2 separate regions of the Homo sapiens genome follow, and region 2 is linked to region 1. Evidence: chromatin loops called from intact Hi-C (ENCODE). Cell type or tissue: A673. All regions are shown on one strand. Links, peaks and the distances in the headings refer to the core of each region. The heading gives the core; the rest is flanking DNA.

Region 1 (17,336 bases), core at 6,692-11,691:
GAACAAGGAAGAAAAACTACTTAAGAGGCTCAGGCAGGAGGATTGCTTGAACCCAGGAGGCAGAGGTTGCAGTGAGCCAAGATGGCACCACTGCACTCCAGCCTGAGTGACAGAACAAGACTCCGTCAAAAAAAAAAAAAAAAAAGGAAGAAAAATACGAAAGATGGAAGAAATAATGTTGAGATTTGAAATACCTTACCTCACATGCTCCATACTGCACCATTACTTGTGACATAAAAATCACATTTCCCAAGTTTTTAATATCTTCTCCTTCCCATGCCTGAATAGGTTCGGACAGTATCTGTAACTCCAGCTGTTTTCTCTTCCTCAGATCTTGACATTGCCCCTACAGAACCAAAGCAGAACATAATGGAATAGGAATTCTTATGAAATAGACTAAAATAAGACCAAAGTAAGATGTGGCTTCTGACTCTTTGGTTCCCACTGAGTCCCTATTCCTCATCATGAATCCCATGACCCAGGCCTGTTCTTGATAGACAGAAAGATCCACTACCCTAAATCTCTAGGCTTGAGCCCCCAAAGGTTTTGTGAGGAAGGCCTATTTTTCATTTTGCCAAAGCATCAAAACATAATGCTAGAAAGAGCTTATTTCTCCCTCCCTGTAAAGAATATGGGAAAGCAAGCAGCCAAATCACACTGACCAGAGCCAGGTGAGGACCTGGTAGATTCAGATCTACTGGTTGGTGCCCCTGCTTTAGCTCCTCTTACCTTGTCTATCTTTGCATAAATAGGGCTTTAGTGACAAAATAATTGTATTTCTAACATATGCTCAATTTTCAACAAGGTAACATCTTGAAAATAATAAAAAACAAAAAATTTCTCCTGGAGTTATAGTGAAAGAGAAAATTAAATTCTTTATGCCACAGTGAATCAAACTTATAATGAAACCTAGGCACTGCTGTACTTTGTTTAAGGACCAAGATTGCTGTGAAAAAAATACTAAATTAGTTTTTATTCCTAAAAGGATTGGAAAAAAGAGATACAACTGAATTTCATGATGACATACTGAAATTTCAAACCAAGAAAAAATTACAGTTTGCCAACACTATGTGGGGTATGAATACTCTTTCTATATATATGTGTGTGTATGTGTGTGTATATATATATATATATATATATATATACACATATATATATATATATACACACATATATATATACACATGTGTATATATATATACACATATATATATATACACATATATATATACATATATATATATATATATATATATATATCTCACTGCTTAAGAAACTGTGAGGTTATCTTAGAGTAATTTAACAGCATGCCTTCCAAATTGAATACAAAAATAAGCACATGGTTAGTTCTGTTACTGTTTCCAAATGAATGTAAGATAATATTTTGGGGTTATATTTTCTATAAAATCTCTGCTGTCCCTTTCAGCTACATGGAAACTCAAAGAAATAAATTCACTGTACACATATTTTAAGAGCACCTATAGTAGGAATAAATATACTAAACCATCAAGGCAAGTTATATAATATAATCAGAAAGAAATACAGGTTTTTAAAAAGACTCATTTTACATTCCTATTTATACAAGAAAAAATAGAAGAACCATAATTATAATAAATGCTGTGGGTTTCACTGGGCTGTTCTATTAGCTTGCGCCATGTAAAACTGCCAATATTGGACTGTTTTTGGCATATAACAATGGCAATTTTAATCTAATACTTACTCTGGTCTTCAACTTACTGTTCAACTACAGACACGTCAATTACTGATCTTTCAACAAGGATTAATAATTAAACATTAGTCCAAATCACTTATAATGCTACAGAATTGTGTGAAATGAAGCTAAGTTTAATCAATTGCCCAAAATGAAGTTTTCTTTCCTCCTAAAATGGCACCAAGTGGTTTTATATCAGTGGGTTCAAGAAGATACATTAACCATCATACTGAAGATACAAGATCACGTGTACCTTTGATAGCAACCTATATAAAGCACTTGCATTTTAGTTCTTTAGGTTTTTTCCCCCCTTTTAGATTTGATGAAGGATTTCTTCTTCATATGCAAAGAAAAAACTCATACCCTTTGGCATAACTAGTTGAATCCAGTATTGATGCAAATCAGTGAATGATGAGTTACACAGACTCGTCATTAGGTGAGCAATGGGGGTAAAGACAAAGAGACAAAAGGAAACCCCCCACCTACACACCAATGCTTAATGTGGCTTAATGTGGCTGAGACTGTAAATGTGATTGCTTTATACCCTCAGCCTGGCAACCTTTCTTTAGGTAAGCATGATTTTTGGAGGACAAAATTAAGTGAAACAATCACTGCTATACTGTCATGAAAGCTTATTTCCATTCTAAAGACCTTTGTATAGGGAAAGAAATGTTACACACAAATCGCTCTTTCAGGAATAAAGTATACAAAATGGAGAATTGTGATTTTAAAGCATCACCTACCATGAGAGTTTTGAATGCTACGATTGCTTTCAGAATATCCTGATGATCTGGATGAGTATCCTATCAAAGGAATACATTTGAAAACAATGTTAGAGGAGAGAGGATCAGCAGTTGCCAAGGGTTAGGGGTAGAAAGAGAGTATGGCCACAAAGATAGCAAGAGAATTTTGGGGGATGATGGAACTGTTCTGTATTTTAATTGTGGTCATGGTAACATGAATCTATACCTGTGTGAAAACTCATAGAACTGTGCACCAGAAGAAAAACGTTAATTTTACTCTATACTAAAGATTAAAAAATAGAGCAGCATGGGAGCATTTGGAATCTCAGTGACTCTAATTATTAGGTGATTAAGAAATTAAGAGAGTTGGTAATGCATCATATATTTAGTAACAATGTAGTAAAAGGCAAGAGTTCCCACTTCCCTTTTTGCTATTATACTTTGGATAATGATTATTTAATAATAAATATAATAATTAAATAATTATTCGGGGTACATCATTAGGTCATGTTGTTGGTAGATGACAGGAGGTAGGGAATGGTGGAAACAAGAGTCGTGGTTAGAGAAAAATCAATCTATCAGCCGGGCATGGTGGTGCATGCCTATAGTCCCAGCTACTTGGGAGGCTGAGCTGAGAGGATCAGCTGAGCCCAGAGGTCGAGACTGTGATGAGCTGTGATTGTGCCACTATACTCCAGCCTGGGTGATAGAGTGAGACCCTGTCTCAAAACAAACAAACAAACAAACAACAACAACAAAAACTCAAGAGAAAAATCAATCTAATTCCATTTCCTAAAATGCCTCCATTTTCTTTCAGCAGTGTGAACATGGCAGATGGGAAAAGATTCCAAGTTTCATACCATATTTTCCTTCTTAAGCAAGGCTCTTACACATGGCCTGCAATCCTGTGGTACTTGCAATTCCGAAAGTGGACAGATTCAAAAACGGCTTAGAGGAATCCATAATTCCATAACTGTTTATGAAGGGAAGACACAGATTCTTATGGGTAGATGTGCACCTAACATTGGGGCATAGGGGATATGTCCTTTGGAACTCAGCTGGAGTAAGGGAAGACTAAATCTCCTGCCCCACTAGTCTCGGGTGATAAAATACAGAGCTGAACAGATTAGGGGCCTGACCCAAGCCAAGAATGACATTGCTCATAAAAAGTAAGGTTGTATTCCTTTACAGTAAAATTTATCCTTATCCAAATCAACTGACAAACAAGAAGTTCAGGCTTTATTCTACTGTTAGCAGCCATGCCAAATGCTCTGAAATCTGCACAAAGTGTCTCACCCAGTGGTGAACTAGTTCTAAAGGCTTGTATTTTCTGATGATGGGAAATGAGAGGCAGCCAAAGACATGTGACCCACAGCAAATGGAAGCAGGAGGAGAACAGGCTCCACTACAAGAAAGACTGAGATATAGGATCCAGGCAGCAGGAGCATCTGGGATTTGTTTCTCCCCAAAATAAGTGCATATTTGCATTTCAACACTGAAAAGTAATAGAAACTGAGGCCACTCGTTTCTGGATTTTTGTGATAAGCAAGGAGGGGCAAACCTCAAACGGTTCAGCAAACTGGTTTAGCTTATGGAAAGGCATCCAGAGGTCAACACCTTCCTGAGCCCTAACTGAAATTTCACACTGACAGGCTTTGCTCACCAGCTCCCCACTGCCTCCGGCTTTCAGGCAGGTCAAATACCCTGAGAATGTGGTTTCGCTCAGAGAACATTCTTTCAATCCTTACAAATGCTGACAAGCCCGGCAGAGTGCGGGTGCACTCTTTTTCTTTAAAGATAATCAAACCCCTTGAAACCTCAAAACCTTTCCCCAGACACAGGAAGAGCAACTAGGGTAAATGCAGCCTCCTCCAGCAGGCCCTCCTCTCCCACCCACACTTAAATCCCCCATGAACAATCACAAAAGAATGGCTCAAGGAGCTAGCTCTGCTGATTGGTTTTTCATAACATGAGGCCTTTGGTTCTTGGTGAAAAAATATTCAATTATCAGGCCTCATTGCAAAATCTTAGAATTTAGAAAAGATTATAGCTATGCTACAACAGTTGCAAGTAAACTGTAGGCTTATAAATAAAAATGTGGGGGGACTCTGATGTACATGCATGATGTGTAGAGAGATACCACTAATATTGTATCCATCCATTAGTCTTTAAGGAATACCAGAATCTTCCACTGTTATCCAGAGTCAGGAAGTTGAATGATGGCAGAATTCTAGAGATAAATATTCCTGTCTATAGTGAACTTGTTCTTTGTACATTCTGATGTTGTTTTGCTCTATCTCCCACAATAAAGTTGGTTAATATACCAGAAACAAAGAAGATTTCTTAGTTGGATTTTGACCAAACTACTGAGAGGGCAAAAGAAAACTCAAGTTAGCAAGTAAGCATAGACTTAAGGGAAGCCACAGGACCAAGGCTTGGAAGAGAAGAGCGAAAAGGGAGAATGATCATTAATATCTAGTAGCAAAGAGTAAGGATCTTATTTTGCTGCATAAAAAGGAAAACTAGAAGCCTGAGAAGAGGGAAGAACAGATAAAGTAAATTTTGAATCCAAGACCTTGATTCCTCTGCAAGGCCATTTTGGAGGCAAATTGGCTGCGTCCTCCAGAGCACAGGACCATACTTGGCACACGAGCTTGAAAAAGTTCACCTTCCCTTACCTCCATATGCCGTTCTAACTCTTGCAAGAGAGTAACATATTTCTCCAGTCGCATGAATGGTTTGCTGAGGTTTGTTGTTAAAATGAGGATACCTGGGCTCGATGCACCTTGATTTTCCATGAATTGTTCCAACTCATCACTAGCAAAAGAACAAATATAATTTTGTTACTGTTGAATATCTCATGTAAAGAATTATCAACCTAAAATTATTTTACTGTATTTCACACAATATAAAGCCAAATAAAAATGTGTTTTACTAGTCCAAATGCTGTTCAATTTGTTTTGGCTCAACTAAATCAGGTTTTATTAAGCTCCTTCTGTAAAATCAGCACCAGGGCTCCTTTGGTGAGCCAGACACTCATGATCCCTGGTGTCACACATTCAACAATTACTGATTGAGCATCTACTAAGTGACAGGCTCTGTTCTCTGATGGGGCTACAGCAGTGAACAAAAAAAAAAAATCCCCACCCTTAAGGAGCCTACATTCATGGGCGTGAGATATACAGTGTATCAGATGACCCAGAACTTAAAGTATAATTTAAAAAATAGATTTTCTTAATCACTTCAAACGTCCTAGTTATTGGCTGGTCAGGTGCCTAAAGATAACAATCCACAAGGTTGTATCACCCACTTGTAATGTTCTAGAATCACTTCCTGCATTTAGATACCAGCATGTTTGTATGACTAACCACAAAGTCACTTAGCCCAATATCAAAAACCAGTGAAGCAGGTTAACCAAACACTTCCATAAGGCAGTAACTTGGTGAAAAAATATATTAATATTTTATGAACTGTGTGCTGTAAATGTCTAATTCTAAGCCAGTGCTTTTTCTGCTGTTTAGCACCGTTCCAAACTGTTTACTTTCCACCAACAGGGATATTGAGTCCTGGGGCTGCAAGATCATTTTGATACATATTTAAGCAAAATATACTTAGAGGAGGAAACCTACTGCCTAAGTGACAGCTTATGTTGAAACTTCTGCTTTATTACATGGCCCTTTTACCTCTTTGGTTGGCCATGCATATCCAGTCAGTCACAAATCTTCTTGGATCTGTTCATTCCTTTCCATTCCTGCTGCCACTGCCTTAGTTCAGGATTTCAGCTCATTCCATCTGGCTCACTTCAATAGACCAACTGTTTTCCTGGCTTCCAGGCTTTTTCCAGGTCCTACAGACTACCATTTTAGCCTCACTGCTTTCCTACCCAAGAGGCTGAGTGCCTACAAGATCAAGTCTTAACTTTTTAAACTCCTACTGGCTCCACCATCTTTCTCACTACTCCCCAGCAGGAAACCCCTAGTGCAAAGTGACCTACTTATTCTCCCTAGAACACGTCTTATGCCATGGTTCCCAACTGTGGTGTGCTGCTATAAGGTGTGAAGTGTGTTCAAAAAACTTGCTATCAGTAATAAAGTACTAGGAGGCTGGAAACAGAGCGGATTGCAGGTTATCCCTGCAATCCCCACCCACACTCTCCCTTCGTGGGCTTTTCTGAGCAGGAGAGAAAAGATGGAGTTTCAGCTAATGCAACAGCAGCCTTGAGTCATGCAGTATGGCACATATGTTGGGCTGGGAATGGCTGCCTTAATGGAGTCTAGATCACATATGAGAGGTCATATCTAGCAATTGCTGCTAATCCTTTTATAAAACTTTTACAAAATTATAGAGACAGGGTTTTGCCATTTTGCCCAGGCTGGTGTCGAACTCCTGGGCTCAAGCAATCCTCCCACCTCGGCCTCCCAAAGTGCTGGGACTACAGGCATGAACCACCGCACCCAGCCTGCTGCTAATCCTTTTATCAGTTTTCGTAGTCTTGTTCCAGAAGTAGCCAAAGGGAGGGAAATGTCCTAGACTTGGAGTCATAAAAGAGAGTTGGCAACCCTGGATGAGTTGCCTGAGCCTCAACTGACTCATGCTTATAAGAGAGATAAAACCTACTTCCTAATAAAATTGCAAAGATTAAATATTGGGGGTTTTAATGCTACTATTTCATGCTAAGAATTGTACATGCATTCATTCTTGTTTAATGACAACAACATTTCAACATAGGTGTTCTCCCCATTTTACAGATGAGAAAACTGAGAGGAAGGGTGATAGTAAGTGGCTACAGTGGGATTCATACTCAGGTCTGAAGCCAAAGCCTCAGGTCTTTTTAGGATGCCATACTGGCTCTCTGCAGGACAGGATTTTGTAAACTTTAAAGTAGTCAGTGGATGCATTATTATTATTATTATCCCAAGACAAATACCTTGCTAAAATCACATCTTTAAAAACTACCAGTACCTGTGGTTTCCAACTTAATGGAAATTCAATTGATGTTCAATTGCCAACCAAGAGCATAAAGTGCATAAAGAGGTTTAAAAATTCATTGCATATAAAATATAATTAGGGAAATAACTCGGGTTTGGAGTGCATTTGAGTAGAAATGTAATTTGGAGAAAATCATTTTCCTAATTTCTTTTCAATTTAGTAAACAAGTTTTATTTTTTCTTTCAGTGACTAAATGACTGCCCGCATCCTCAACATTTTACTCTAATTGATGCAAGAGTGAAAGCAATTAAAAGCAAATGCTAATGTGTACCTTATTATTACCTTCCATGCAGCATTCTAACTTCTAGGCTTGCTAAACATCATAAAACAATTTAAATTTATTTCAGTACAACATGAGATCACTATCTTGGATTAAAACACTGGTTCTTCAGAAAAGATAATTTTACTAGGGCAACAAAAGAACAAAATTGTCCTAAAATGCCTTTTATCTATGATAAATAGATCCTAAAAGACACATTTTATTTAGCCAAATAAACATAATACACAAATTAGTATCATTATACACAAATATAATACATAAATATATATTGTTATACCAAAGAACAATCTGTCTTTTAAATGTAGAATTTTATACAGCCCATTTGAAATAGCAGTGGATTAAGACTTGCTTTTCAAGCTTAAAATGTTCTGTATATGTGACATGATACAATAGAAGCAGTTCTCAGTGTATAAATGCTGTTTAAAACAACATACATTTATTTCATAGAATGCATGGTGGATGGGGCTCTGGGATATTCTGGGTTGGACTGGAAAGCTGAAGAAAGCTATGTATACTATAATAACACTACAGAGCTTAGCCATCTCATATAGAAGTGCTTCTGTGGCATCTTTGTATAGGTTTCTAATTTGAATGATCATAACTCTACCTAGCAGAAGGTCAGAGATTCCTCCTCTCCACCTCAATTACTACCCCACCAGCCCTTCGGGGGAAATCACTGTGGTCCAAAAGGGGTGGTGAGGCAAGAGGAGCTGGCTGCCACAGCCTCTGGCCAGTGGAAAATTTCAAGAGTGCCACTCACACTGGGTAGAGTGGTTCCCTTTCTTCTCTTTTTCATTTATCCAGCCCCAGATATTAGGTGGTGTGCTTCTTTTGCTTCTTTTTTTGTCCCCACTCCTTTTTTTTTTTTTTTTGAGACAGTCTTGCTCTGTTGCCCAGGCTGAAGTGCAGTGGTGCGATCTTGGCTCACTGCAACCTCCACCTTCAGGGTTCAAGCGATTCTCTTGCCTCAGCCTCCTGGGTAGCCGGGACTACAGACGCACACCACCACATCCGGCTAATTTTTGTGCTTTTAGTAGAGATGGGGTTTCACTATATTGGCCAGGCTGGCCTGGAACTCCTGACCTCCAGTGATCCACCTGCCTCGGCCACCCAAAGTGCTGGGATTACAGGCGTGAGCCACCGCGCCCGGCCTTGTCCCTACCACTTTTTGTTTGTGATCAGTCTTACTTGCTCCCTTCTCTGGCCCTTCAAAGACAGAAAAGAACAGAACCTAGGCTCAGAATTTTTTACGTGCTCCCTGCCCCCAGAGCAAGTACACAACTTTTTGGGGGGTTTCTCAAAGTCTTCATTGCTGGCAACCATGGTAAACAAAGAGTGGAGAGAACTAACAAGAGCAAAAGCACAGCACAGCAGAGACGGAAGTGAGGTCCGGATCTGTCTTAGCACCAACTCCTCTTCTCTCTGATCTCTCATTTAACCCTCTCCCTCGTGAAAAAGGATGAATGCCACACTGAAGCAAGCACAGGAGAGAAGAGGGTATTTTTGTAAAAGAGAGGTTATTCCCAGGAAGAAACAGGAGCTACCATAGCAAGCTAGCAGGGGAGAGGGAGGGGAAATCCCGAAATACCTCACCCAGGGGACAACAAAAGACTAGAGCGGCCATTCAAATATATGCAAATATGGGGACACATCAAGGTTGGGGTCTGATTACATATCCAAATTCAGGCCATACACGACTGCATTTTTAACAAGACAGCTGCATGCAATCATACAATTTTAAGGCTGGATCCCTTCTCAGGGCCAATTGTTATAAGCATTCCTGGTATGGTATTGCCACCTAAAGGCCGAAAGGAAGAAGTTCACCTGAACATCACAGCTTCAGCAAGGAAAGAACAGAAATCCACCAATGTCCCTATTTCAGCTGAAATCTTCATCTAAAAAATGTTTAATGTGAATTTTCTGTGAATTTCATTTCACTGTGCTTTGCCTTTAATAGGTCAGCATAAATTGCCACTAGATGCATGTAAAATAGTTGAGATTATATTAAAAGCACATGTGAGAAAAACCTCAAGTATTTTAATTTTCATCCCTTTTACCTGTAAATAAACCAGTAAGATAAAAATTTAGTTCTATGAGGACTCCAGTGAGTCTTCCATCATTTCAAGGGATATTATAAAATTCTCAAAAACACCGTTAACTAAAATTAAACAGGGCATTATACTTCACCAAAAACTTGAGAATCTTTTAAATCAACTGTGTAACAAACATCAAACCATAATGTTTGAGGGAAGCTTTACTTAATTATAAAATTAAATTCCCAACATAGGTAAATGTAGTCAGTAACATTTTAACACATAGAGTTACAATGGAAACTTCTCTAAACACCACAGAAAGTCTGCCACTTGAGGTAAACCATTTCTTTCCAGTATTCATCCAGAATATTGTTTTCATATCAAAAGGAGAACATGTGCTCATTTTACTGGTGTTAAGGAATTTGCCCTTATATTCACAGGACATTTATGAATTCATCAAAGGAAAAAAGTCTGTGAATCATTTTTTCTTTATTGTAGATATGTAGAAAAGTATGAAAACATTCCTGGAAATGACAAAAACAAATTTAGGACTGTGGTTCACTCTGGTGAGGGAGAGAAGAGCAGGAAATATTGAAGGGGATACACAGAACTTGAATTGCATCTATAATTTGTTTCTTAAGCTGAATAGTGGGTACGTGGATGTACTTTATATTATCTCTGTTCTTTGTATGCTTGAAATATTTTATACTTTTTTTCCTAAAAAGAAACTAGTAGCTGGTAGGTAGATGTTTAAAGGACACATAGGGCATGGTGACACAGTGCTGGGTGCTTAGTATACATTATTTCATTTAATACTAACATCAATCCTGCAAGGTAGGTGGTTTGACCCTCATTTTACAAGTGAGGAAATTAAGGCTTAGAAATGAAGTGAATTGCCTTGGGTAAAACAGCCTCTAAGTGGTAGAATTGTGAAGTGAGACATTAAAAAAGTGATAAAAAGTTTAGGCTCAGATCAGGCAAGGGCACAGAAGGACAGAAAAGGAAACAGTAAGGAGTTCCACTTTTGAGATGGTGGCATGAGATTCATTGGATGCACTACTCAGTTAAAAAAAAGCGTAGCAGGTGAAAACCATTTAGGCCAGGCGCAGTGGCTCACACCTGTAATCCCAGCACTTTGGGAGGCTGAGGCAGGAGGATCACTTAAGCCCAGGAGTTTGAGACCAGCAGACTCTGGTCAACATAGTGAAAGCCCTGTCTCTATAATTTTTTTATAATTAGCTGAGTGTGGTGGTGTGTGCCTGTAGTCACAGCTGCTCAGGAGGCTGAGGTGGGAGGATTGCTTGAGCCCAGGAGTTCAAGGCTGCGTTGAGTTATGATTGTATCACTGCACTCCAGCCTGGGTGACAGAGCAAGACCTTGTCTCTGAAAAGCCAATAATAATAAAAATAAAAATAAATAAAATATCTAGAAGTTGTCCTAATGATATAAGATAAATGAAAAAAAGTATTTATTCAGGAAAATCTACTAAAACTCAGTAAGAACAGGGAGAACTTACAGCATTTGAGCTATGACCAGCTCTCCCTTTTCTCCCTCCTCCCAACTCAGCTTGACAGAAGCTCCATTCCGGGCAACTGTGACCAAGTAGAGAGGCCTCCCTGGCCTCTCAGCTACCAGTCAAAAAATATGATATCTCACCAGGAGGGACAGGTCATCAGCACATCTCTCCCCTTCAACTCTGTGTAAAAGAGGCTAAATTCCTGGTAAGTGTGCCTGAGAGGTCGAAAGCTCACTTCACGCAGCCCCGACACAGGCTGGAGAGTAGGCCCAATCACCCTCACCCCAGCCCAAGTGTAGGGTAGAGAGTTCCATGCTGGAAAAGGCAAGCTGGAAGAGGCAACCAGAGGGTACCCATGCTGCCCAGCTCCCAGAGTAGTGAGATTTTGCCCAGAGGGAGACGCAGTCCATGGGAACAGAAGAGTTCTGAAGCTCTCCATGAAGAAATTGGTTTTATTTGGAAAAAAGGCATGTGGGGATATTCAAGCTTAAGAGCTCTTGCCAAAACAAAGGAGATTTTGGTAGTAAGCCAATAAAAGGAGGCAGGTAGCTCCTGTCACTTAAGTGCAAAAAGCTAACCCATAGGCCAGCTAGGTCACCAGAGAGAGAACCAGGGAAACAGACAGCCAGGAAGTGCTAAGAAGGATCAGAAGAAACCTCAAAGTCTAGTCTCAAAAAGTGTCTCCACTTGAACTTAATTAGATCAGATGGTGGAGCAATTTATGTCCCCATGAAATTATCAAAAATATTAGAGCCAATCAGCTGGAAATTAGGAGAGCCTAACACCTGGATGTGATACCAAACGGGGCTTAAAGGAGAGATCAGGGAGTGAGACAGTCAAAGACAGCTCTGCTAAGACCACTGTCATTCCAGAGTGACTGCATGCCTGACCAAGGCTGTGCCCTCTGAAGAGCGATACCAGAGATTGTACTCTGTGAGCGAAATAGACTTCACTAAAATAGTCAAATCGAGTTACTAAACAAACACATAAGCAAACAACAAAAACATGTCCCAGAGAGTGGGGAATGAAATCAGTATCACAGTTGTGAAATCTAAAATTACCTAAAATGTCTTGTTCTCAACAACAAAAAACAATATGGCACACAAAGAAACAGCAATGTGTAACTTACACAAATAAGAAACAACAGAAATTGTCAGTAAGAGGCAAAATGTCAGACTTAATAAAGTCTTCAAAGTAGCCATTATAAATATGTGCAAAGAACAAAAGGAAACCATGCTTAAAGAAGTAAAGGAAGCTATGATGACAATGTCTCACCACATAGAGAACATCCATAAAGATGCTGAAATTGTAAACAAAAAGAAAGAAGAAGAACCAAATGAACATTCTAGAGTTTAAAAGTAAAATAACTGAAATTTAAAATTTCATTAGAGGGGCTCAACAGCTGATCTGAACTGGCAGAAGAAAGAATCTGTAAACTTAAAATACATCAATAGAGATTATGCAATATAAAAAGGAGAAAAAAGAATAAAGAAAAACGAATACAGCCTCAGAGAAATATGGAAAATCTTTAAGCAAAAGAACATATACATAATGGAAGTACTAAAAAGAGAGGAGAGAGAGAATGGAGCAGAAAAAATATGCAAAGAAATAATGACTAAAATTCCCAAATTTGAGAAAAACATCAACCCACACATACAAGAAGCTCAATGAATTTCAAGTAGGATAAATGCAAAGAGGTCCACACTCAAACAAATTATAATAAAAATCCTGAAAGTCAAGGAGAAAACTGAAAGCAGGAAGAGAAGAACAACTCGTCATGGGCTAGAGAACCTAGATAATATTAACAGCTGATTTCTCATCAGAATCTTGGAGGCCAGAAGGCAGTGGGATGACATACTCAAAGTACTGAAAGAAACAGAACTGCCAACCAAGAATTCTGTATTCATCCAAACTATCTTTCAAAATGGAAGGTGGAATGAAAACATTCCCAGACAAGAACTAAGAGAATCCTTTCTTAAAAATCCACCTTACAATAAGCACTCAGTGAAGACCTTCAGGCTGAAAGCAAGTAAACCCAGACTTAAATTTAAATTCACATATTAAAACAAAGAGCACCAATAAAGGTAAATATGCAATTATGAAAGACAGTATAAATACATGCTTCTTCTTCTCTTAACTGATATAAAAGCAATTGGCCAAAGCAAAATTTTATAATTTCATTGTTGGACCTATACACACATAAATTTAATATATTTGAAAACCACAGCATGAAGGAGAAAGGTGGGAGCAAAGGTCTGTTGGAATAAGAATATAATACCAGATAGTAACACAAATTCACAGGAAAAAATGAAGGGAAATAGAAATGGTAAATAAGAAAGTTAATATAACAAACACTATAAATATATTTTTCCTTTCCTTTCTTCTCTCAGTTGTATTAATGGACATAAAATTAAATAACAATTATAGCATGTATTATTGTGTATATGGAGTTCATATTTATAATAATAATAACAAAAAGGGAAGAGGAAACAGTTATACAGGAGTCACATTTTTATATATAACTAGAATTAAGTTAGCATAAAAAATGAAGTCCATTCTGATAAGATATATATGGAAAGTTTTAGAGTAACCACTAAAAGACACCCCAAAATATAGTGAAATATTATAGAGAAAATTTATAACAAAAACGTTTAAAATAATAAAAAAATAAAATATAGTGAAAAAATCATTAAAGCACTTCTGATTTCAGCTCTGACATCGAAAGAGCTTGGAAGTCATCACACTATAGTCATAATTAAAAAAATACTGAACAAACTGAAAATCAATGACTTTTGTTAGATTTACTGAGAATTGAGATCACAGAAAAAATCACCACCTCAAAATCTGGAGAAACAGTGAATACAGAGAATTACAGCTGAGATTAGCTTCCCTAAAGCAGAAGCCACTGGACCCAGTAACTGGCAGGAACACTTGCATAGTGATTTTAATGAATTCCTGGAGTCTGAATGTGGACCCCAACTTGAGATTTAAAAGCTCCTGGAGAACCATCTTGAGGCGGGGCAATGCTTTTGTGGGTTTGGGATCCAAAAACCCAAAAATGTTCCATAGTGAAGATCAGAGAAAAATCCTCTCATGTTTTGGGATAGGAGTGGGGGCGGGGTGGAGCATCCATTTTGAAATAATCCCAGAACCTTTTCCAAAACAAAGGCCTGTCTTCCAAGGGAAACTATGTTGCCAAGTCTTATCTGACCTGAGGAAGGTACAATAGGCCAGCTTCAGCCCTCTCTCATCTTCCTGCCATATGTGAGAGGACTAAAAAAGGCTAAGAATTGCTTCTGGAGGTCAATTTCCAGGGACTCAGGTCTACTAAAAAATTGAGACTTGTTCATAACATTATAGAATGTGTCCCCTTCCCCAACACCTTATCACCACATTGACAGGGCCCCAATATATAATAACAGTGGATTACAGGGAGGGATCTGCAAGACACAGACTCTATTTAAGAAGGAGTTCTTAAGAAACCCAAAGATAGGCAGGGCGCGGTGGCTCAGGCCTGCAATCTCAGCAGGATTGGGAGGCTGTGGCAGGTGGATCACTTGAGGTCAGGAGTTTGAGACCAGCCTGGCCAACTTCATGAAACCCTGTCTAAACTAAAAATACAAAAAAATTAGCCAGGCGTGGTGGCACATGCCTGTAATCCCAGCTACTCAGGGGGCTGAGGCATGAACATTGCTTGAACCTGTGAGGCAAAGGTTGCAGTGAGCTGAGATCGCGCCACTGCACTCCAGCCTGGGAGACAGTGAGACAAAAAAAAAGAGGAAAGAAAGGAAAGAAAGAAAGCCAAAGTTAATAAGAGAGAAGGAAAGGAAACAAAAAAAATCTAAAGCCCCTCATACTTACAGCTACAGCAAACATTAAACACAGGCAAGATCCTAGTCAGATTAACAGAAAACCTCACAGTAAACACCTAGTTACCTCAGTTCCTATTACTTAATTTATCATGTCTGCCTTCCAACAAAACATTACAAGGCATGCTGAAAGGCAAGAAAAAAACAGTCTGAGGAGACAAAGCAAGCTTTAGAATCAGACTCAGATATGACACAAATTTTGGAATTATTAGGGAATTCAAAATAACTATGGTTAATATGTTAAAGGTTCTAACAGATAAAGATAGACAACATGTAATAAAAGATGGGTAATGTAAGCAGAGTGATAGAAACACTAAGAAATGATCAAAAGAAAATGCCTGAAATAAAAAACACTGTGACAGAAATGAAGAATGCCTTTGATAGTCTAACAAATAGGCTAAACATAGCTGAGGAAACAGTGAGCTTCAAGATATGTCAATAGAAATTTCCTAAACTTAAATGTAAAGAAAAAAATTTTAAATGGAAGAGAATACACAAAAACTGTGGAACAAGTACAAAAGGTGTAACATGCATAATGGGAATATAGACAGAAAAGAAAGAGAAAAGAGAAGAAATATTTAAAATGTTGACCCTATTAGGCCAAGAATTTTGCAAAATTATTGACAGACCCCAAACTGCTGATCCAGGTATCTCAGAGAACACCAAGCAGGATATATAGCAAAACATATCTACACCTAGCCATTTCATATTCAAGCTGCAGAAAGGCAAAAGCAACGAGAAAATCTTGAAAGAAGCCAGACAGGGAAAAACACCTTACCTGTAGAGGAACAAGGATAAGAATTGTATCAGACTTCTCATTATAAACCATGCAAACAACAGAATGGAATGAAATATTTAAAGTGTTGAAGGAAAAAAATGACAACCTAGAATTCTGAATACTTTCTCAAACAAACAAAAAATGTGGGAAATTGTGGCCAGATGACTTGCCTTGCAAAAATGTTAAAAGAAGTTCTTCAGAGAGAAGGAAAGTGATATAGATTTAAAAACAACAAACAAAACTTGGATACATGGAAAAAAGTATCAAAAATAATAAATCCAGGTAAAACAAAATATTTCATTTTTCTTTTTTTTTTTTTTTTTTTTTTTGAGATGGAGTCTCGCTCTGTCACCCAGGCTGGAGTGCAGTGGCGCCATCTTGGCTCACTGCAAGCTCCGCCTCCCGGGTTCACGCCATTCTCCTGCCTCAGCCTCCCTAGTAGCTGGGACTACAGGCGCCCACCACCACGCCCGGCTAATTTTTTGTATTTTTAGTAGAGACAGGGTTTCGCTGTGTTAGCCAGGATGGTCTCGATCTCCTGACCTCGTGATCCGCCCACCTCGGCCTCCCAAAGTGCTGGGATTACAGGCGCGAGCCACCGCACCCGGCCTCATTTTTCTTATTCTTAATTGATTTAATAGATAACTGTTCAAAGTAATAATAGCAACAGTGTATTGGGTGATTTTACTTTATAGAAAAGTGAAATGAATTACAATAATATTATAAGGGATAAGAGGGAGGAATTGAGAATATTCTGTTATAAGTTACCTATGAAATTGTGTAGTGTTATGTGAAAGTGTTGTTAGATTTAGCTGTAAATACATAACATAAACTCTAGGGATACTGGTAAAATTTTTTAAAGGGAGTATTATATGCTAAGAGAAAAGTGAAAATAAAATGTTTACTAAAAACAGAAAAGGCGGAAAAATAGAGGTAAAAAAGAAACAAAGAACAATTGCAATGAATAGAAAACATGGCAGATACTAATCCAAATATATAAATAATCACTTAACATGTGAATTTTCTAAATACGCCAATTAAAAGAATGAGACTGTCAGAGTGGATTAAGAAACAAGACTCAAATATATTTTGTCTACAACATATATTTTAATCTATGACAATTAAAAGTAAAGAGATGAAGAAGGATATATCCTATTAACAATAATTGAAAGAAAGCTGGACTAGCTGTATTAATTTCAGACAAAGCAGACTTCCGATCAGGGAAAATTATCAGAGATAAAGAGGAAAAATATACAATGATAAAAGGGCAAATTCTCCCACAAAACATAATAATCCTTAATGTGAATGCACCTAACAACAGAGTATCAAAATACATGAAACAAAAATTGATAGAACTGAAAAGAGAGATAAATCTATTGTGGTTAGAATTTAACATCTCTCTATCAGGAACTGACAG
Region 2 (8,485 bases), core at 3,318-8,317, 530 kb before region 1:
TCTATGTTTAAAATAATACTACAGAGAAATTCTAGGTATTGATTTCCTAGAATCTTTCCCTCATCCTCTGCAAGTAAGCTACTTAGTAAATAGTTTCATTATGTACTTGAATTGAAGAGAAATTACAGCCAAGAGAAAAACAATTCTGATAGACAGAAAAGCAGTGTATGTTCTTCTCAAGTAGTTACAGTGAGGTGTTAAATCCCTCAAGAACCAGAGAAGTAAAATTTGAATTTTGCTTCGTACTTATTTGTAAAGTAAAAATGAAGACTGAGAATAAAGGTTTTATATGTATCTATCTGTCTAATCATTCATCCATCCACCCATCCCTCCAGCTAGTGTGTGTATATATGTTTCTGTATAAAATTACTATGTATTAATAACCCTATCCCTTGAGGATTACAAAAGATTTGAAGGCTTCAGAGGGAATTTTCTGTGCATGAAAGGTGTACTGTCTTTACACACTTAGGTGCAAAGCAAGCTTTTCATATGCTGTTATTACTCTCATTGATATATTTAATTGAACTAATAATTATTGAGCAATTTAAAGGCTGCTGCATTGAGATGGAGTTTGTCCCTTCGTTTGTCACCTTCTAGAAAAATCCAAGTGTCAAAAAATATCTCGCTGGCTCTCTGTTCTGTTGCTATTACTTCGGCATGCGTCGTCTCCTCTTGCCACTCTCGATTTCTACTGTTTCTGCCCTATCTTCCTTCCCTGATTTTCCTCCTCCATGTCTTTCCCGTATCCTGATGCCACTTCTCTTGCACTGCTCTGATTTCTCATGAGAAAGCCATTTTTATAAACATCTCCAGACCGAGAGGGCAGCAGACTAATTCCAATGTGTCAGATAGCATCTTGGAGGCTGTTTCTCCTGTGATCCAACACTTTTTTCACACTCCTTTCCAGTTTCGAGCTGTACTGGAAATTGGAGAGTTGTGAAAGGATGGTTTTTGGATAATCAAAGTTGAATATACTTGCTGGGCTGTGTTATGACCGTCTTTGAAGCCACGAATCATTAAAAATAAGTGAATAGTTTACATTATAATATTCCTAGGAAACTTCCTTTGATAATTGTAAAGCAATTAAAATTGTCCTGAGATAAGGTGATTTATTGTTTTTCAGAATGGGCCATAAAGATATTAAAGAACCCATTCAACATTTGTCAAAACCCATAAAATGCACAACGCAATGAATGAACCCTAATGTAAACCCTAGACTTTAGTTCATTATAATGTATTAACGTTGGCCCATCAATTGGGACAAATGTACCACATCAATACAAGATATTAATAATAGGGGAAACTGGGAGATGGATGCTAAGGAGGTATACAGAAACTCAGTACTTCCTGCTTAGTTTTTCTGTAAACCTAAAACTGCTAAAAAAAAAAAAAGTCTACTAATTAAAAAAAAAAACTCTTCAAATGTATGGGTTTCAGAAATACAAAGACTAGATCAGGAGCTTTTTATTATTACCGTGTGGATTAAAGTCTACTGTTTGTGGCCAGGTACAGTGGCTCATGCCTGTAATCCCAGCAATCTGGGAGGCTGAGGTGGGTGGATCACTTAAGGCCAGGAGTTTGAGACCAGCCTGGCCAACATGATGAAACCCTGTCTCTACTGAAAATACAAAAATTAGCCGGGTGTGGTGGCATGTGCCTGTATTCCCAGCTATTCGGGTGGTTGAGGTGGGAGAATCACTTAAACGCGGGAGGCAGAGGTTGCGGTGAACCGAGATCACGCCACTGTACTCCAACCTGGGAGACAGAGTGAGACCCTGTCTTAAATAAATACATAAATAAATAAATAAATTCCAGTGTTTGTTTTTCAGAATGAGTGAAATAAGAGATGTGTTTCTCCTTGAGTGATGTAACTTGTGGCACGAGCCCCTGAAAAGGGGAAGTATGAGGTTCCAGGAGAGCTGCCCAGTACCTCCAATGCTATGTCTAGTTGCACAATAGTCAGTAGATAGGTCAGTGGGAGCAGTGGGTTGGGACTTCGCTTGCCACCCTTGAAACATCATGCCATCTTTGCAGTGGAGTCCCAGATTTGGCAAATTCCCTGCCCTACAACCCAGTGGGCCCTCTTTTGACCCTTGCATTTGTGGTATCATTAGCAACAGTGACAGTTGGTGAACTTATGCCAACTCTGAGCCAATATCCAGGTCAGAGTTTGATTGCTTTGGGCCAAAGGCTATTATTGCATGGCTTGTAGAAGCATAGGCCCAATGCCAGAACTTCCATGCACTTACTCAGTATGGCCAGCTCTACAGTAAACGTGTGTGAAAAGATTCGGTTTTTATAGGCATTAATGTAAATAGTTTCTTTATATTGGACCTGGGTAACTATGATGGGCAATTACAAGTACCCATTGCTTTCCTGAGTTGGCTATGAGAACAGAACATTCTGTGGTACGTGGTAGTGGGGGTGAGGGGAGGATCAGGTCTAAGAGGGACATTGCAGCTGCAAAGGGAAAGAAAAAAACTGAGAAGCCATCAAGGATTAGAAGGCAAATGGGAGCCATCACTCAAGCACTGTGTATCTTGAAGTGGTTGTCTGTCAGGTCTGTGATAAGACCTGGGGTGAAAAACCTCATAGTTCATGTGATTATCTGAAAAATACCAATAAAGGGAAGAGTTGATTATAGAGTTCGCCTGTTTAGTTTTTTTGTTTGTTTGTTTGTTTTTTTTGAAACTGTGTCTTGCTCTGTCACACAGGCTGGAAAACAGTGACGATCGTGGCTCACTGCAGTCTTGACCTCCTGGGCGCAAACAATCCCTCTGCTTCAGCCTCCTGAGTAGCTGGGACTGCAGGTGTGCATCACCACACCCATCTAATGTTTTAGTTTCGTAGAGGCAGGGTCTCGCTATATTGTCCAGGCTGGTCTCAAACTCATGGCTTGTTTAGCTTATTAAACTTTATTTTGTATATTGGAAATAATTCTTTGTGTACAGATCTGTTAGGTGTCCTCATTGTTACATCTATTGTTAGACAGAATTTTATTTTTCTTAATTTCATTGGTTGCCTGAATTGACTATATATGTGGTACCACCTGTTAAAAGCAGATTTTGATGAGGAAGGGGAGAAAGAGGATAAAAATAACCTCTCCCTCAAGTCCCATTTCATGATGGAAGCTAGGATTCCAGTTCAGTGGCCAGGCTAAATGGTCACTTGATGCCAGTAGTGAGCTACTGCCACTGGATTTCTTTCAGTCAGCTTCACAATCGACACCAAATCCTGCAGCTGACGTGACTTTACTGCAATTCATGTTGATTGGAAAAATGGCAAAAGTCACCATCTAACCCAATCATAATATGTTTGTTTCCCAGATATAGACAGGCTGGGTTCGTCATTAGGCCTAGTGTAGTCATGCTCCCTAACTACTGTGAGTATCTGGAAGGATTGGGGAGGTATAGTGGCAGCGGCTTGTGGGACAGGCATGTGACAGCATCCTTTTGCCCCCTTGCTGCTCACCCACCTGCTTCTTGCCACCTATTGGCTCCTCTTTGTCTTCCCCTCATTCTGTCTTCTCTTTATCCTTAATCCAGTTACTTTTGAATTTTCTGTTAAGGAACCAGGAGAGCCTCAGCATGAAAATAATTGGCTTAAGTATTCAAAGTACCAGAGCAACATACTTTATAATTCTTGGACTGCCTGATTGTTACTGCTGCAGTGGTTTGTTGGGTATTAAATGAGACTTAGGGTATTTTGTAAACGTTTTCTGACATACAATTTGAAAGTTGAATTTTGTCACCTTACAAACTTAGTTATTCCTGCAACTTTTAAAACCCCCCTAAATTTTCCTTATGTGTTCATGATTATCCCCATAGCAGATAATGGCCACATGCGTGCTGATATGAAGGATTTGCTCCAGGGCTAATTGATGGGAGCAGAGCTGCCCAGTTGCTGAATTGTAAGGAAACAGTTCATGGAGCGCCAATGCCAATTTAGGAAAAGTATGGGGCTGAGTACTTAGTAAGATGAAATAAAAAAATATTTATCCAGTGCTTACTCTAAGGAGAAGGCACTTGGCTAGGTTTGCTAGATGCTGTGGGGAGCCTTAAAACAACAGTGATCTCTTCAAGGCCGGGCGTGGTGGCTCATGCCTGTAATCCCAGCACTTTGGGAGGCCGAGGCAGGCGGATCACTTGAGGTCAGGAGTTTGAGACCAGCATGGACAATATGGTGAAACCCCGTTTCTACTAAAAATACAAACATTAGCTGGGTGTGGTGGCATCTGCCTGTGGTCCCAGCTACTCAGGAGGCTGAGGCAGGAGGATCACTTGAACCTGGGATATGGAGGTGGCAGTGAGATGAGATTGTGCCACTCCACTCCAGCCTGGGCGACAGAGAGAGACCCTGTCTCAAAAAAAAAAAAAAAAAAAAAGTACTAGCGATCTCTTCAAGCAAAGAACGCCCATTCTAATTGGAGAAGCTGTTAAAGACACATGAAGGATGTGGTGGAAAGAGTATTGAACTGCATAGGGTGTGGGGAGAGAGTCAGGAGTTTTGAATCCTAGCCTGAGTTCTGCCACTAAGCATTGGAAACTCTGGGCAAATCATCTCCCCACTCTGGGTCTCAGTTTATAAAAAGGCAAATGAACGAGATCATCTCTAAGATATTCTGTAGATTGATTCATAAATGTGGAAGAGATTCTGGAAAACGGAAGCTTGAGCCCAGGAGTTCCAGACCAGCCTGGGCAACATGGTGAGACTCTGTCTCTACAAAAAATACAAAACATTAGCCTGGTGAGGTGATGTGTGTTTGTAGTCCCTGTTTCTCAGGAGGCTGAGGTGGGAGGATCACATGGGCCCAGGAGGCTGCAGTGAGCTATCACCTGGGAGCTTGTTAGAAATGCAACTTTCATGGGCCCCACTCCAGACCTAGGGAATCAGAAACGCTGGGGATGGGGCCCCGCCATCTGTGTCCTAACAAGGTCCTCTCTCAGGAGATTTTGAGGCACAATAAAGTCTGACAATTACAGGCTATAGGAATTTGGGTCAGTGGTTCTCAGCCTCTGCCATACAATAGATTCATCTGGGGGAACTTTGTTGGGGGTGGGGCGCTGACTTTGTTTGTGCTGCTGTAACAGAATATCTGAGACTGGATACCTTATAAAGAACAGAAATCTATTTCTCACGGTTCTGGAGACTGGGAAGTCCCAAGATCAAGGTGCAAACAGGTTCGATTGTTAAGGGCTGCTCTCTGCTTCCAAGATGACACTTTAGTTCTCCAGCCTCCAGAGGGGAGGAACGCCCTGCCCTCATGTGGCGGAAGGCAGAAGGGCAAGAGAGCCAAAGGCTCTGTTGAAGCTTTAATCCCATCCACCAGGGAGGAGCTCTCCCGGTTTAATCACCCCACCTCTTAGAGGCCCCACCTCTCAATACCATCACATTGTCCATTAAGATTCAACACCTGAATCTTGGACACATGAAAACCGTAGCAGGCACCCAGGCATCACTAGTTGCTTTGGCTCTCCAGGTGCCGCCAATTTTGAGAATCACTGGTTTAGGGGAAAGTGGCATGAACCAAGACTTCTGTCATTCTCTAGCTGCAATGAACGTCAGATGCAGGGAGTCAGCCAAAGCCAGAGGCTTGAATTTCACTCAAAGAAACTTGGCCTTTAGATTACAATGGAGAAAGGTTTTTGGCAATGGGAGTGATACATCCGAGGTGGAACATTTGAGAGATGATTCTGATGCTAGCTATGTGAAGAAGAGGGCATACCCATAGTTAAGAAATCTGATGAAATAGTCTGGTGTGAAGTGATAATGGGCCAAATTAGGACCTTAGAAATGAAATTATAAGGAAGAAAATGTATGAAAGCTCTTTTGCAGGAAAAATGGGCAGGGTTTGGCGATGGTTGCTGGGGTGACAGCAATGTTAGAATGTCTTTGGTTCAGGAGTACCTCTCAGACTTCTGGGAGGGCCAGTGCTCTCTAGATGCATCTGGCAAAATTGTCATGTATGGATCTGTACAATTCTTTGTTTTTTGTTGCTTTGATTTAGGAGTTATAATGCGGAGGTGACCCACAGCAAGTTATAGAAAAATACAGAATTACAGTCACCTCAAAAGCTACTCATGGTCATCATGTCAGAGGGAAAAAATGCTGTTTTTCTTTTAAGGAAAGAATGCTTGGAGTTGTGGGAAAGTTGTAGACTTGGCAATGAGTAATTCAAGCCTATCAGTCAATTAAGTGAGTTTTTATTTTATCATTTGTTTTATTTGGGAGCTGCTGTAATAGTCATTGAGAGGACATCAGTCTTCATATTTTTAAAACAAAACAAAAATACCATTGAACATTAGGGCAAAGGACAAGAATTTCAAGGTTTTTACCTTTTGACTTCAGCAAATATTTGCTGCTCCATTTTTCTTGCTAGATTTTGCCATTTGACTTGTGTTTTTCCTTTGTTCCAATTTGTTCTTTGTGCTTGATAACTGTAGTGTACTCTATTTTTTTTTTTTTGAGACACAGTCTTGCTCTTTTGCCCAGGTTGGAGTACAGTGGTGCAATCTCGGCTCACTGCAACCTCTGCCTCCTGGATTCAAGTGATTCTCGTGTCTCGGCCTCCCAAGTAGCTGGAATTACAGGCACGCACCACCATGTCTGGCTCATTTTTGTATTTTCAGTAGAGATGGGGCTTCACCATGTTGGCCAGGCTGGTCTCGACCTCCCAAAGTGCTGGGATTACAGGCGTGCATCACTGCTCCTTGCCTCTATTCTATTTTCGATGGCTTTTTTATTCATAAGTATTCTTAAGGTTTTAATATTCCAGTTAAAAAATAAATATATTTGTCCCTTTATGTTTTTCCCCAATATACTTATTCTTCCTTTATGACCAAAAATTATTCAAATTTGCATCCAGAAATGGCTCACAGAAAGAGCTCCTTGGTATTTATTTAGGGCATGGTGGGACCTTTTGTTAGTTTCTAGGTCATGCCACATCTGGAAGGAAAGACACCTTTTATTTACTAATTTGAAAATCTATGAAAGCAGACTCAGTATTTTACAGGGTTGCATATATTCCTATGCAAAGTTGCATATATTCCTATGCAAAGTTAAAAATGACTCACTACTCCAACTTTGGTAAATGTGTGCACTTTAGTTTTTGAAAGAAGTGCAAAAATCTGCAGAAAAATCTGGACTAATCATAACTTGAAATTTTTAGTATATCTGGTAGATAACTTTTAAAAATATAACCCATCTTTTCCCAAACTGGATAGGGATAATTCCTCTCTTTGCAAATTGTGAGGAATATTATGATTGTATCATATAAAATAAATATAGAAACGTGTAGAATAAATGATCTTCCAGAGTATATAGAGGATATCACCAGATAATACTCTGTACTAAATATAAGGACACAAAACTGGACTTTATTATATTTCTATAACTGGTAATATCCTTCCAGTTTTTGCTTGTTTATTAAATGAATATACTGTTAAAGATTTGGTTATGTTGTAGATCTTAATTATGTTGGAATTATTAAAAATGAGGCATCTTTAATCTGTACTGCTTATTTCCAATAAATTATTTTGCCGAATGAGAGCCAGTTTACCAGTTCTTTTGTTAAAGAAAATGAGCCAGTGGCTACCTCAGTTGTATTTATCATTGCCTTTTATGGTAAACATTTAAAATGTGTTTTTAATGGTGCACATGCCGATGTTTCTGACCTCTATAGTAGCATAAGTATTTGAATAAAAGTGAGGTAAATGAGAAGTCTGTGCCACCCAGTCTCATCACAAGTGTACCTAATTAAGAAGATGTTTGGAATTCACTGTTCTTTGATTTCTTGGGTGGGAGAGAATATTCTGAAGGCTGTGATTAAGGAATCGTTACCATGACAATCACATTCAAAGAATTGAGAGGAGACAATGAGTCTGTGGGGGATCATCTCTTTTGATTGATTTGACTCTTCTTTTAAGTTCTTTCAAACAGCTGTTGTCACTGGATTTTCTTTTCCACGTAATTCACACAATTGATTGGTGATGTGGGGATCATTGAAGCTTGGTTGTCAGTAGTGATAAGGGTCAGCAGTGTCCATGACCACAATACTTTTGCTAAACCTGGAGAGTGATTGTATGTGTTAAATGTCACTAAAAAGTAACTCTTGGCTTCTTTCTGGAATAATATATGTGGTTTGTCTATTTTCACTTATTAATTTTGTCAGGGTGGGATATGATTATCATGATCTCTTTGAAAGCATGACTAACTCTAAAGTGTTTGAGCTTTATTTTGGATTACTTTGCTGTCATCTTACCCAGTGTTTTGTGTGCTGTTTTGTTTTTATTCTTTAACTTGCACAATGTTGTCAACGTAATTTATATGATGTTCTGGTCAGAGACACAGTTACACGCTGCAGATTGAAAAGTACACACAAATATACCCACCATGAGTGCTTCAGCCTCACGACCCCAGCTCATGTTAAGTGGGACATGCTAGTACAGATGATAAAGTGAAATGGAGATACAAAGGCAGTTCAGAT

The links. Peaks named below come from ENCODE experiments on the same cell type or tissue, not always from the same donor. Only the 100,000 strongest peaks of a DNase experiment are listed, where the experiment ranks them.
Region 2: a loop joins it to region 1, with 3 times the contacts of the local background. A loop is called at or near these places in 7 of 110 quality-filtered maps.

Annotation. Positions count from the first base shown.
Region 1 is chrX:136,685,478-136,702,813 of GRCh38, forward strand. It overlaps ARHGEF6 (Rac/Cdc42 guanine nucleotide exchange factor 6), which reads right to left. Exons shown (of 22, transcript NM_004840.3): 10 at 5,133-5,271; 11 at 2,455-2,514; 12 at 200-346. Among named protein-coding and RNA genes, the nearest start is that of CD40LG, 46 kb to the left of the region's middle. RefSeq lists an enhancer at 9,304-9,403. In A673, for the core only: a CTCF peak has its summit at 9,515 (motif pointing left); a DNase peak (open chromatin) is centred at 9,494; H3K27ac peaks cover 377 bases.
Region 2 is chrX:136,157,760-136,166,244 of GRCh38, forward strand. It overlaps a transcript of FHL1 not described here. Among named protein-coding and RNA genes, the nearest start is that of FHL1, 35 kb to the right of the region's middle. In A673, for the core only: a CTCF peak has its summit at 5,287; a DNase peak (open chromatin) is centred at 5,272.